Linked DNA regions of Homo sapiens: regions 2 and 3 are each linked to region 1. The links are chromatin contacts, found by Hi-C or POLR2A ChIA-PET in ENCODE. All regions are on one chromosome and are shown on one strand. Each heading gives the region's core, a stretch centred on a gene start or an enhancer-like site at or near the end of the contact. The rest is flanking DNA. Distances are from core to core; before and after follow the strand shown. Region 1 has its middle 24 kb from the start of CD83. Region 2 has its middle 32 kb from the start of GMPR. Region 3 overlaps ATXN1 (ataxin 1).

Evidence for each region. A loop is a pair of places that touch in the nucleus more often than their neighbours do. ChIA-PET counts read pairs that join two places held with the same protein, here RNA polymerase II (POLR2A). Pooled maps may share reads with other maps.
Region 2: a map with no recorded cell type shows a loop between it and region 1 (14-fold over the local background). The contact joins two enhancer-like sites. A Hi-C loop is called at or near these places in 3 of 37 single-sample maps with no recorded cell type and 2 of 50 pooled maps. POLR2A ChIA-PET finds 5 or more read pairs at or near these places in 1 of 52 experiments (PC-9).
Region 3: a pooled map shows a loop between it and region 1 (6-fold over the local background). The contact joins two enhancer-like sites. A Hi-C loop is called at or near these places in 2 of 50 pooled maps. POLR2A ChIA-PET finds 5 or more read pairs at or near these places in 2 of 52 experiments (PC-9 and T-cell).

The regions. Positions count from the first base shown.
Region 1 is chr6:14,092,015-14,096,009 of GRCh38, reverse strand. No RefSeq gene overlaps it. Among named protein-coding and RNA genes, the nearest start is that of CD83, 24 kb to the left of the region's middle. RefSeq lists enhancers at 523-652, 1,546-1,675 and a cis regulatory region at 174-674. Within about 2 kb of position 1,714, at least 8 of the 41 ENCODE cell types and tissues checked have a DNase peak (open chromatin) inside an H3K27ac peak, as active enhancers do.
Region 2 is chr6:16,204,120-16,208,366 of GRCh38, reverse strand. It overlaps the pseudogene RNU6-1114P. Among named protein-coding and RNA genes, the nearest start is that of GMPR, 32 kb to the left of the region's middle. RefSeq lists enhancers at 2,333-2,542, 2,753-2,842. Within about 2 kb of position 2,857, at least 9 of the 41 ENCODE cell types and tissues checked have a DNase peak (open chromatin) inside an H3K27ac peak, as active enhancers do.
Region 3 is chr6:16,320,386-16,324,817 of GRCh38, reverse strand. The region is part of intron 7 of ATXN1 (ataxin 1); the gene reads left to right. Among named protein-coding and RNA genes, the nearest start is that of GMPR, 84 kb to the right of the region's middle. RefSeq lists enhancers at 2,078-2,137, 3,615-4,432, 4,361-4,432. Within about 2 kb of position 1,962, at least 22 of the 41 ENCODE cell types and tissues checked have a DNase peak (open chromatin) inside an H3K27ac peak, as active enhancers do.

The DNA of each region.
Region 1 (3,995 bases), core at 465-2,964:
ACCCGCCTCACTCAGCACATGACCGCCTGGTCCAGGGGAGGCCTCTGAATTCACAGGCATAACTGTAAATGCAAATTCCCATGTAAAGCTCATGGATGAAAGGAAGGAAATGAGAATTAGGACTCAAGTTCTGTTGGGTGAAATGTAAAACCTGGGTATCTACTCTGATAAGATTAAAGTGAGTAATTGGCAGGTGGACCAGTGGTGAGCTTCAGGGATCAAGAACACAGGGAAGCAAGTTTAGAGGCCAAAAAGGCAGCCACTGGGTGCTAAGCAGGGGAGAACTAGTGATGTTGACTGCCTATGGCCGGGTGAGGGCCGAGGACGAGCCTCCCAATGCTGGGCACAGGTACAGCTGCTGACGTTGACCACTAGGTACAGGAAACCAGGCAGACCTTTACAAAGGCTGGGCAACATCCTGGTGAGCTCCCATGTGGAACCCACAAGAAGCCACGTTTAGTCTCACAACATTTATGGGGAAATTCCCCTGAATTGACGTTTAAGCTTTAATAGAGGAAATCAACATTCTCAGTAAATCTGGTAAAAGGTCTATGGAAACTTTGTTAAATTTCAGCCAGAGACACCCCCAATGGCTGGTCCAGCCAGTGCTGTCCATTATGCAGCTCATTCCATACAAAGTCCTTGTTCTCAAACTTGGCTAAGGCCTCCTATGAGAGAACACCTTCTACACCAGAAGGTATAATTAGATGCCCTATGGTAGCTTTTAGCCCATGTTTTGAAAATCAGCGAGGTGCCTGAGCTGAGGTGGCTGGCGGATGTGCATTGAGGAGATAGGCTGACATGGGGTGTGTTCATTAAGTTATTCAACAAGCATTCATTTACTGGGTATATAGAGTTTCCAAGCCATCATGCTTAACACCGTGGAGCCCAGAGCAATGGATAAAATGGAGCAAGTCCATTTTGCTCCCCATGGAGCATGTCAGAGGCCAGTTGGGGCCAAGTGTGTGTCTGGGAGCAGGAGGGCAATGGCAATCGGGATGCCTGTGAGATTTCCTGCTGTACTTCCTTGGTGGGGCCAGACCAGAGAATGTTGCCTATTGAAAAACATTTCTTTGTAAGGGCTTTGTAAGCAGACATCTCCAGCTGGGAGCAACTGAGGAATTTTTTAATCAGAGCCTTGATCTGCTCTTGCGGCACTGCCTGAGGCTAGCAGTGTCCCTATAACACCAAACTGAATTCTAAAAAGAAAAAAAATCAACTGATTGCTTCCAAATACTGGGATGCTTATGGGGGCATGTGTGTGTGTGTGTGCGTGCGTGTGTGTGTGTGTGCCACCATGCCCGGCAAACTTTTTTTGTATTTTCAGTAGAGACAGGGTTTTGTCACGTGGACCAGGCTGGTCTCAAACTCCTGACCTCAGGTGATCCGCCTGCCTCGGCCTCCCAAAGTGCTGGGATTACAGGCGTGAGCCACCGGACTCAGCCAGGGCTCTGTTGTTATCCCCACATCATGCCCTTCAAGTATGCCATGCTGCCGGATGTCAGGAACCAGGCTCCAAGGGGTGGTGTCTTGGCATGACTTAGACAACCAGAGACAACAACCCCAAAACAGACCTCTGGCCTTTCTCTCCTCCTCCATCTGCCTCCTGCCAGAGAAACCAAAAGAAGAACTTACTTATAAAGGCAGTCATGGGTCTTTTCACTTGTGGCACTGTGATGCCTGGCCACTGTGGGGTTTTGGAAAGGGAAGTAGCACTGACATCATAGAAACCTAGAACTGAAAAAGACCTGAAATGTTCATCTTGTCCAGGCACCTCAGTGAGACAAGACACAGCTCCCTCTCCTTGCAGCTCTCCCTGAAGATGCAGAAATAGTACTCTACCTCCTTCAGTTCTTGCTGCCAGGGCTTTATCTCCCAAAGAGGGAAGATTTTTCTCGCAACTTGAGTTCTCATTTAACTCCAGTCTACTGTCTTTTTTTTTTCAGCCAGGAGGGTCCACTAGTCAGCATTAGGCCCCTCACAAACTTGCAAACTCAAAGATAGTGGTGGAAGTGACTATTAGTCTTTTCATTTCAGGCCAGCTAAACACAATTATCTCCACCTACATTCTTCACTTGGTTCCTGTACTGTGCAGGTTTTGTTGTTGTTGTTTTTTTAATCTATACTGTTTGCAATTTTTCCACTATTTTTTTCAAAAATGTGACTGGGGTACATTGAATTTTTGTTTCCCATTCTTCACTCTCTCTCTGTTACAGAATTCTACACCCGTGACCTTTGCCATGTGACTTTGCAGTGGCTCTCACTAGAATGAGTGCAGTGTTTTTCCTCACCCCATGGAAGCTTGGCTCAGCCACAGGCTTTGCCTTGAATAACAGACGCTAGTGGAAATGATGTAAAAGAGGCTTTAAATGTGCTTGCATGATTTGACTTGGCCTGTTGTATTTCCGCCATCACCGTAAGAAGACTATGCCCCAGGTGGTGCCAGTTCCAGAACAAAATATATAAAGCAGGCCCAAAGTAGACCTGGAGCCTGGAGCCATGCCCAGTGGAGCCCAGCCAAGATCAGCTGAGTCCCTGCCAATCCACAGACCTGTGAATAAAAAAATGAATGTTTGTGGCGTCAGCCAGTGAGACTTGGGGCATTATTTGTTATACATTATTGCGGTAGTTGATGACTAATAAAATTGCCAAAATAAGGTCTGATTTAGACTAGAGATGAATTATTACCCTATCCTTGCATCACACACTCCTCAAACCACCTCTTTTGTGACACCTTCCTTGGTTCCTTTAGCTTCTCTACAACTTGTCCACCCTAAATCCTTCTTTTTGGTGTCCTATATTTGGGCCCCTGATCATAGTCAATAAAACGTTTTCTAGAAGTCAGTCTGACATATTACTCAATACTTGCATGTTTGAAACCTTATCAACAAGACTATAAAGTCATTGAGAACAGGGACCATGCGAGTACAGGATGGATAATAAAATACTCTTATTAGGAACATTCTGTACCGTGATCTCTCATCTTTGGCAGAATAAGGCTTCCAGATGTTAGCTGGAAACACATCACCATTGCATTCATGGAATTAGCATAAGGCTATGCACACAGTAGACATAAGACGCATTCGAATATTTATGGAGTGTCCATTGGAGAAGCAAAAGTAACTGAGTTGTCAATCAAATAAATATTTCTGATCTATTAATACTCAATGTCATATGCCTTATCTTTTTTGATAAAGATAATATTCAAATTCTCAATTCCATAGATATTGAATATAAGCATTTCTCTTTCCCAGCCAAAATACATCAATAGAAATAAGTGAGAGATAGTGAAGCCACCTATTTAAAAGGCCTGTGAATCGCTTCTCAGCCTTTGGCGAAGATTAAGTTTAAAAGGACTATGAAGCAAAACCTTGTGTAAAGCTAATGTTTACTTCCTATTTTACAGTGCTCTGTTTCATTTTTATTAATAAAATACACTTTTGTGTATGACAGCTGATCATATTTGATTTTCATATTCTCTATTTAAGACCAGAGAATATTCTTCAGAACCACATTTTTTTTCCCACAGTTTAGTTTCAAATGTAGTATAGTTCCTCTTTTTATAAAACAAGTCAGGAAGGTTTGTTTTATATTAAAGCATTCAATGAAAGGGTGTTTTTTTTTTTTTAAATACAAATCTACTTTTCATATACTGGAACTTTCCAGATGACTGGTCAGATTACTACAATCGCATGTTATATTGATCTGGAGTTCAAAAAAACACCAAAAGAACAATGGGATAAGCCTGCTTTCCTTCCAAGTATGGGCATAGCTATCAAAGCACCACAACTGATTTTGCAATATTCCAGAAATTATACGTCAAAGTGAATCTTGTTCCTTCAAATCAGCCACCTTATTCATTTATTCCAAAGAATTGCCAGTGGTCAAAACTGTGCTGAAAATCTTTTTATGATTTCCTTCAAAGCCATTTAAAAAAATATATTATTAAAGGCAGCAACTCTTTGTCCTTTGGGAATGAATACGATTTTGGAAAC
Region 2 (4,247 bases), core at 1,608-4,107, 2.1 Mb before region 1:
ATCCTCCCCTCTATTCAGGAGAGATACTTGTCCCCAGGGCTGGGCTGGAGCGGTGAGCTGGTGTGTGGACACACATGGAAGCTTGTCCTTTTGAGGATCTTCCTTCCCACTTCTCTCTGAGACCTCCTACCTCTACCTATCCAGGCCCTTTTTCTCATTTGAGTAATTCACCTCTCTAACTCCTCTTTCTCCTTTCCCCAGCCCTGGTATTTCCTAGATTCATGGACAGCAAAAGCATGTTCCATGGGCTGATTCTCATCTTTCTCACCCTTAGTTCGACTAGTTCTTTGACTATTTTTTTTTTTAAACAGTCTCGCTCTGTTGCCCAGGCTGGAGTGCATCCAGTGGCACGATCTCAGCTCACTGCAACCTCCGCCTCCTGGGTTCAAGCGATTCTCGTGCCTCAGCCTCCCAACAGGGGTGCGTCACCACGTCCAGCTATTTTTGTGTGTGTTTTTAGTAGAGATGGGGTTTGACATATTGGCCAGGCTAATCTTGAACTCCTGGCCCAAGCAACCCACCAGCCTCAGCCTCTCAAAGTGCTGGGATTGAGCCACTGCGCCCGTCCTGAATCTTGGTTTTTATTTAGTAGTGGGCTAAGGGAGGGTACCCTGGGGTTAATGAAGGAAATACACACAAATCCCCAAAAGATATTATTTCAAAATATAACTCTCCTAAAAGAGTTTTTATAAGTTAGATAATTTTATTATTTATTTATTTATTTATGTGAGATGAAGTCTCGCTCTGTTGCCAGGCTGGAGTGCAGTGGTGCAATCTTGGCTCACTGCAACCTCCGCCTCCCGGGTTCAAGCGATTCTCCTGCCTCAGCCTCCCGAGTAGCTGGGACTACAGGTGCACGCCACCACACCTGGCTAATTTTTGTATTTTTAGTAGAGATGGGGTTTCACTAAGTTGGCCAGGCTGGTCTCAAAGTCCTGACCTCAGGTGATCCACCCACGTTGGCCTCCCAAAGTGCTGGGATTAGAGGCATGAGCCACCGCGCCTGGCCAAATTAGATCATTTTAGAGCTGAAAAAGCTTAGAAATTATTAGTCCAATTCTTTCATTTGTTAACGGGAAAACGGAGGTCAGAGATGTTGAAGGACTTGCCCGAAGTCACCTAGTTAGTGGCAGAGGCTGTGTCACGGAGTCCATATCTCCAAGCTTTCAGGCCAGCATTATTTCCTGAGCATTGCACTGTCTCTTATGTCAGGACTCAATTATTACATTAAAAGTTCCCAATCAACTGTAATTTATACGGGCTTTTAGAATACTTATAAAAACTGTATAGTCTTAGTACGTATGTCAAAAGAACTTGAATATTCTAAATTAAGCCCCACATTTTTCAAGGAATTCGGAAGGGAATATTTCTTGCTCATTCCAGATAGTTGGTTACTTGCCACCAAATTGAAGAAGTGGCTTAGCAGAGATGGTTGCTCTCAGTGAAAGTGGATCCGTACTCATTATTTCTTCCTGGCCTTAGATGTCAGCAGCCTATTTTAATTCACTTAAACCTTCATGTGTCACATCCTGTCTGGACCTCAGGGTTTCTGGAAGAAACAGAAAATAGGATTCAAATAGCCAGGCTTCCGGTCTGGAATAAGGATGCTGTGGTGTAGTGTGCTGTGTTTACCACTAGAGGGCACCTTTTCCCTTGCTTTGGAATCGAGTTTTTCAGAAACTGGAGTTTGCAATCCTCTGTATCTGTCCCTGTGTCCACACGTTAGTAAATTTTTGGTGGCTCAAATGAAATGCTCTTCCCGTACAACAATGGCACTCTGCAATCCTTAACAGATGTGATTGCTGATGGGGATAGTTACAATTCATTCTAGTCAATTAAGAGGAAATTGATGAGGGTGATACTGCCCAGGGGTGAGCAGAAAGAAGTCTAAATGTTTGGATTGGAAAAGGACTAAGAAGAGCTAATACCCTATGCTTTGGTTGTCTGCTTTAGAAGGAAAGCGTTCAGAATAATAATATGATTTAACAAGACAAATAGGGCAGACATATAGGATAAGCCTCATCCTACACAGGTGTGTAGCTAGCAGCCACCTGGTACATTCAAATTCTACTGAGGAAGAAAGGCAGACAAATACTGGGTTTAAAATATCTATCTGGCCAGATTCAGTAACTCAGACCTGTAATTCCAACACTTTGGGACACCAAGGTGGGTGGACCACTTGAGCCCAGGAGTTCAAGACCAGCCTCGATAACATGGCGAGACTTCATCTCTACAAAAAGTACAAAAATTAGCCAGGTGTAGTGGCACACACTTGTAGTTTCCACTCTTTGGGAGGCCAAAGCAGGAGGATTGCTGGAGGGTGGGAGGTGGAGGCTGCAGTGAGATGTGTCACATCACTGCACTCCTGAGGCACTGGGCGGGGCTCAGCAGCTTGTTACAATGTTTATTTTAATTAGATTCTAGCAATTGCAGCCTGTGCAGTGTAGATGTCCTAGGGCTGCCATTGTCTGCCATTCAGGGAACTTGGAATTAGAGCTCTTTGCAGAGATCTTGTGGGCATTAGGGAGAGGAGAAGAGGGGATGGAGTTATGTTTGAAAGTATGAGGAGCCAGTGGAAAAGCTAGGTTCTTGACTATGCCTGATTGGCCAATGACATGGCCACAGTTTGGTAACTGGCTGTGCAGATCCAGATTCTGGGTAGCAACAGCCCTGTACATCTGGCAACACTATGGCGTGTCTCTGTGGCAGCTTATTTTGAGCGTCACGGCTATTACCCAGAGTCAGGAGTAATGTCTTTCATTCTGAGACATCTAAACCCCCAACCACAGGCATGTTTTCTTCCAGGGCAGAGGGCAAATGCAATTACATCTGTGACCAATTTGCACAGCTGGGAGCTCAGCCTCCTGACAGAAACATTTATTTGAGATTCAAGTCTCTAGGGAGCTGGGTCACCAGACAGGAAGTAAGGTCCAGCAAGCATGTGTTGTCTACTATGTGAATGCTTGTTAGGCTGGGCCAGGAGAACAAAACAAAACAACACAAAATGTCAACTTAAGCTTTTAGAAGCAAAAAATCAGCCTTTTCTGTCTACAAACCAGGTTTCTCAGGGCATAGAGGAAAATAAGAATATCCAAATAAGACGGTTGCCATTGACCCCAGTACAAACATAGCATGCACATGGGACATGGAACTCGTGGAAGGGGCAGCTGCCTGGGAGTCAAAGTCCTGGTTTCCAGTTGTGGTTCTACCACTGTGAACTGTGGCATCCTGGGCAAGTCACTTTGCTCAGGCTTTTTATTTTGCAGGATTTTTGTGTCATTCTTGCTCAGAGGCCATGGTAGTCTTCTCCGTATCATTCCAATTTTTAGTATATGTGCTGCTGAAACGAGCACTTTTTTCTTTCTTGCTTGCTTGCTTTTTTTTTTTTTTTTTTTTTTTTTTTTTTGAGACTGGGTCTCACTCTGTCACCCAGGCTGGAGTGCAGTGGTGCGATCACAGCTCACTGCAGCTTTGACCTCCCAGGCTCATGCAATCCTTCCATCAGCCTCCCCAGTAGCTGGAACTACAGGCCTTTTCTGGAGCTGGAAGATAAAGAAAACCAACATGAAAGCATTGAATAGACAAATCCAGAGACCAGCCTAATGATTCTATTTAGTATTTACCCACAGGACAATGTCTCTGGATTGTATTTATTTATATTGTCTCCCAATGGCTTTATTGAGACATAATTCACAGATCATACAATTCACCAATTTAGAATGTACAAGTCAGTGGCTTTTCATATATTCATAGAGTTGTGCAGCCATCATCACACCAATTTTAAAACATTTTTATAACCCAAAAAAGAAACCTGCCACACTCCTTATTTATCAGCCATCACTCCTCAGGGCCTTCCCTGATTCCTTCCAGCCTTAGGCAACCAATGATCTACTCTCTGTTTCTACAGATTTGCCTATTCTGGACATTTCTTATAAATGGAATAATACAATATGTTGTCTTTAGTGACTGGCTTCCTTCACTTAGTGACTGATTTCCTTCACTTAGCATAATCTTTTCAAAGTTCATCCATACCGTAGCATGTATCAGTACTTCGTTTCTTTTTACTTCCAAAAAGTATACAATTATATGGAAATACCATACTGTGTTTATTCATTTGTCCATTGATGGACATTTGGGCCGTTTCTACCTTTTAGCTCTTATGAACAATATTCTGTGAACACTGGTGGACAAGTTTATGTGTGAACATATGTTTTCATTTCTTTTGGGTATATACCTAAGAATAGAGT
Region 3 (4,432 bases), core at 713-3,212, 2.2 Mb before region 1:
AGATGAGTCACTGGAAGTATGGTTAACGCTCTTAATTTCCACAGGCTCCTTCAATCTACCCTTTTCCAGGTTCTTAGATCGATTACATGCATTTATTCCACAGCCCATTTCTTTCACTGCCCAAGTTGCTGGGAGTCCAGCAGGTTCAGCCTGCAGCTGAGAGCTTTCCTGGCTATCGAGCGTACTTTCTACAAGTGTTTCCATCTAGGATTTGAAAACATTCAAATGGGACAGAGCCTCCTTCCAGCTTGAGTTGAAAATAGTCATGAAATAGCTGCTATTTGGGACATTCAGATAAAATAAAACAAGAAAAAAAAGATAAACTAATTAATGGTTTGAATTGTTTTGGGCATTTTTTTTTTTCATTTTTGAGACAGTGTTTCTTGTCTCCTAGGCTGGAATGCAGTGGTGCAATCATAGCTCACTGTGGCCTTGACCTCCTAGGCTCCAGCGATCCTCCCACCCCAACCTCCCTAGTAGCTAGGACCACAGGTGCATACCACCATGCCCAGCTAATTTAAAAATAAAAAACATTTTAGTAGAGATGGGGTCTTGCTGTGTTGCCTAGGCTGGTCTCAAACTCCTGGGCTCCAAGCAGTCCTTCCACCTCGGCCTCCCAAAGCCCTGAGATTACAGACACGAGTCCCTATGTCTGGCTTTTTTGAGCATTTCTTAAATGCCCAAGTGAGGAAAGGACCAAATCAGTTTTCCAGAACCACTCGTGAATGACTGGATATGGGGGCTTGCACAAAGCCGGGGCCCTGCATTGCCGAGAGCTTTTAGCCCTGAATACTTTTCTTTGTATTATGAGATGTCACTGTAGGTTTACAGTCTTTGGAAGGGCCCAAGAAAGATTTCCCCAAAGATCTTATTTAAAAAAAAAAGAAAATCAGGATTTTTAAAATAAATGGCATAATAATACAGCTCACTACCCCTCTGTAGTGGCTGTTCACTTCCTGCATGAATTAGGGGTGGGTACTAGGAGAAAGAAAATGAACTACCTTGAGCAAAGTTGACTCTTCACAGACCCCAGGTGACACATGGAAAATAAACATGAGTGAAGAGTCATTGCTTTTCATGGTACTTAGAATCCTTAACACATTTTTGTGAACAGAGGCAGGTGTGAAAAGAGGTTTTGTTTAGAAATGCGACTGGTTCCTTGCCGGCCAGCATCAACTTCAGCTTGAGAATGAAGGCAGCCACTTCAGCTGTGGGCCACACTTCCCAGGCCTGGCAGCCTCTGCAGAAACCAGACTCTTCTATTTTTTTTTTTTTTTTTTTTTTTTTTTTTTGGAGACAGAGTCTTGCTCTGTCACCCAGGCTGGAGTGCAGAGTGCAGTGGGGTGATCTTGGCTCACTGCAACATCTGCCTCTTGGTTCAAGTGATTCTTCTGCCTCAGCCTCCCAAGTAGCCGAGACTACAGGCACACGCCATCACCCCCTGCTAATTTTTGTATTTTTAGTAGAGACAGGGTTTCACCATGTTGGCCAGGCTGGTCTCGAACTCCTGACCTCAGGTGATTCACCCGCCTCAGCCTCCTAAAGCTGGGATTGTAGGCGTGAGCCACTGCGCCCAGCCCCTTACAGCCCTCTTCTGTTCTTGGGGAGGAAGATCTAGGTGTGTTTTTCCCTACTCCAAACTTTGCAAAATTAATGATTAAATGAAAGAGAAATTGGCTTCCCTGTGAAGTCAGAGCCCTGTTCTCATGTTTTTTCCCATAGTGAGATCACTAAATCTCTCTACTGACAGCCAGGGTGCAGACGAGCAGGTAGAAGTGTTGTCAGGGCCTGTTGGCAGGTCTGTGAGGTTGGCCCCCGCGTGGCTATGCTGCATGCCGGGAAGGGCTTCCTCAAAGAAAGGCAAGTGTGCTGAGACCTGCTGAAAAGGCAGCTAGGGCTTCACGCTGTAGAAACAAAAGTGCAAGGCCTGACGCAACCAATGATTTGTCACTTTACCGAGGAGCCTATCAGAAATCGGCTGACATCATCACAGCTAAAATACTCCACCAGCTGTGTTTGCCACAAGTGACAGGTTCAGAGTCAGTGGAGACTCAGACAGAGAGCATGAGAGGGGGAGATGGGAGGGAGAGAGAGAACTCATATCTGGACTTAATTGAGGTTCCAAAGGCTACATCCTTCTCCCCTCTGCAGTGCCTTCCTGAGGGGTTTTCTCCCCTAGCCTGAAGAATCTTCCTGGTCTTCTCAACTGGTTAGGCACTGCTGACACTGCACCCACAGAGAAATTCAGAAATGTGCAAATTGTTGAGCTTAATAAGCAAAATCACAAATTTGATTGGGGAAGTTGTGGAAGAAGAGATGGTTTTCTCCAAAACAGATGGCATTGTGACTCTAGGCAGAAATCCTGCATGAACAGACTCTTGAGGATGCCTGAACTCATAAGACCCCCCCAACATCACACCCCCAGGGAAAGCAGTGTGATATAGTATGGTGGTGACAGACCCAGGGGTGCGGATTTGGGTCTCTGGCAGGACAAGTTACTTCACCTCTCTGAGCTGCAGCACTCTCCTCTCTAAACCAGGCAAATGAGTTTTGTTTTTCTGTGGGTTTTTGTGTTCGTTTGTTTGCTTGTTTTGAGACAGGGTCTTGCCCTGTCACCCAGGCTGAAGTGCAGTGATGGGATCATTGGCTCACTGCAGCCTCAACCTCCTGGACTCAATTGATCCTCCCACCTCAGCCTCCCCAGTAGCTGGGACTATGGGTGTGTACCACTACACCCAGCTAATTTTCTGTGTTTTTTTGTAGAGACAGGGTTTTGCTATCTTGCCCGTGCTGGTCTGGAACTCCTGGGCTCAAGCGATCCACCCACCTCGGTCTCCCAAAATGCTGGGATTATAGGCGTGAGCCACGGCGCCCGGCCACGTATGATTCTTCATAGGAGATAATCTCTTGAGAGGGTTCCGTTTTTTAATGCTTCACTTTTATACTTTCCAGAACAGCACAGCCCTTGTAAAAATTTATTAGCGTCGGTTAACAAAAAACCAAGAAGAGCATTAAGATGAACATGTACTGACCTCATGCTAAGCGGCACACAGACCTCATGGGAACTAAAGCCATGGCATATAAAACTGAGGGGTGTTTAGTTTGGGGATGATTTTTAAGGGGCTGAATTCCTCATTAAGACTGTGGAAAGATGCCCCCAGCATTGTCCCAGCTGACGCTCCAGACGAGGCAATGTAGGAGAAAAATGCTTTTCCGTGTTTGTCACTATCCCTGTGGCATTGCCCTGCCCAGTACAGCTTTTCTCCACTCGAGCAAAGCGTCTATGCATCCCCCAGGCCCCCACCTAGGTGCTGTGGGAGGAAAGGGGAATGCCAGGTGTTGTCCATTGTTACTGCGTGCACCAAAGGAAGCCTCCTTCCTCTTCAGTGGAGGGTGATAGCACGTTCCCCACCCTGGAAGAGAGTTGCTGCTTTGCCATGCCTTGATTCTGGTTGAGAGTCCCAAAGGATGACAGAATCACTTCCCTTGGGCCTCACTGCCAAATATAATCCACTTAATATCCTCCAAGTTTGAGGCCATAAGTCTGTGGCGCATCCAGATGCGACCCCCGAGGCGATAGCATCAACGTGGGAGCCAATGCAACTCAAAAGAAGGATGGGGCTTCGCACCTCCTCCTTGGGTAGGAAGTAGGTTAGCTGCTTGGAAAATGCAGGAACTGGCACTGAAGAGATCTGAGTCTGAACATATCCCTCACCCGTCAGTAGCACTGGGACCTTGTGCAATGTTAGTTTTCCCTTCCCTGCTTCAACTTAGATGGCTCGGGCCCTGAGAAAGTGATTCACAGCTGAAAAATAAATCAAAGGCCTCGTGTTCTAAAAAGAGTTTATGGAAGGAGAGGCAGCTGATGAAAGTCTAGAAAGAAGGCTGAACTTTTCCAATGAGCACAATAAGCCATTTTTACCCTGCCTGTAATCCTCGGGGTGGAATCCCGCGAGTGGCCGAGGCGAGCACCCTTCCCGCCGTTCCTGTTTCTAAGGCTAAATGATGTCATGCCAGCCTGCGTGAGCATATCAATCTGTATTTCTGAGTATGAACTGGATTTGAGGGGTGCATTGGTGCTCCAGCCCTCCAGATCAGTAAGACAACCAATGCAGAAACAAGGGCTCCCAGGCTCCTCTTCTGCAAGAGGCTGTTAGTGACGTGCCCGCTGGGACAGCCCTGCCCAGGATGGCCCCAGCTGGGGAGCCTTTGGCTTCCATCTGGCGGCGTTCTATATTATCCCATCCTTCTGTCTCACCCTTCCTAGGTTCAGCTTCTCTGAAGAGTACACAGCATTTGCTCAGTGGAGTTGTAAAATGTATTGGTAAAGTGCTCTGGGTTGACACGTTCCTTTGCTTCTTTCCTAAATGCCAGGCTCTGTGTTATTAGGGCCGTCTGTCGCTTCCCAGCGCCTCCCGAGGTGACTGCTTCC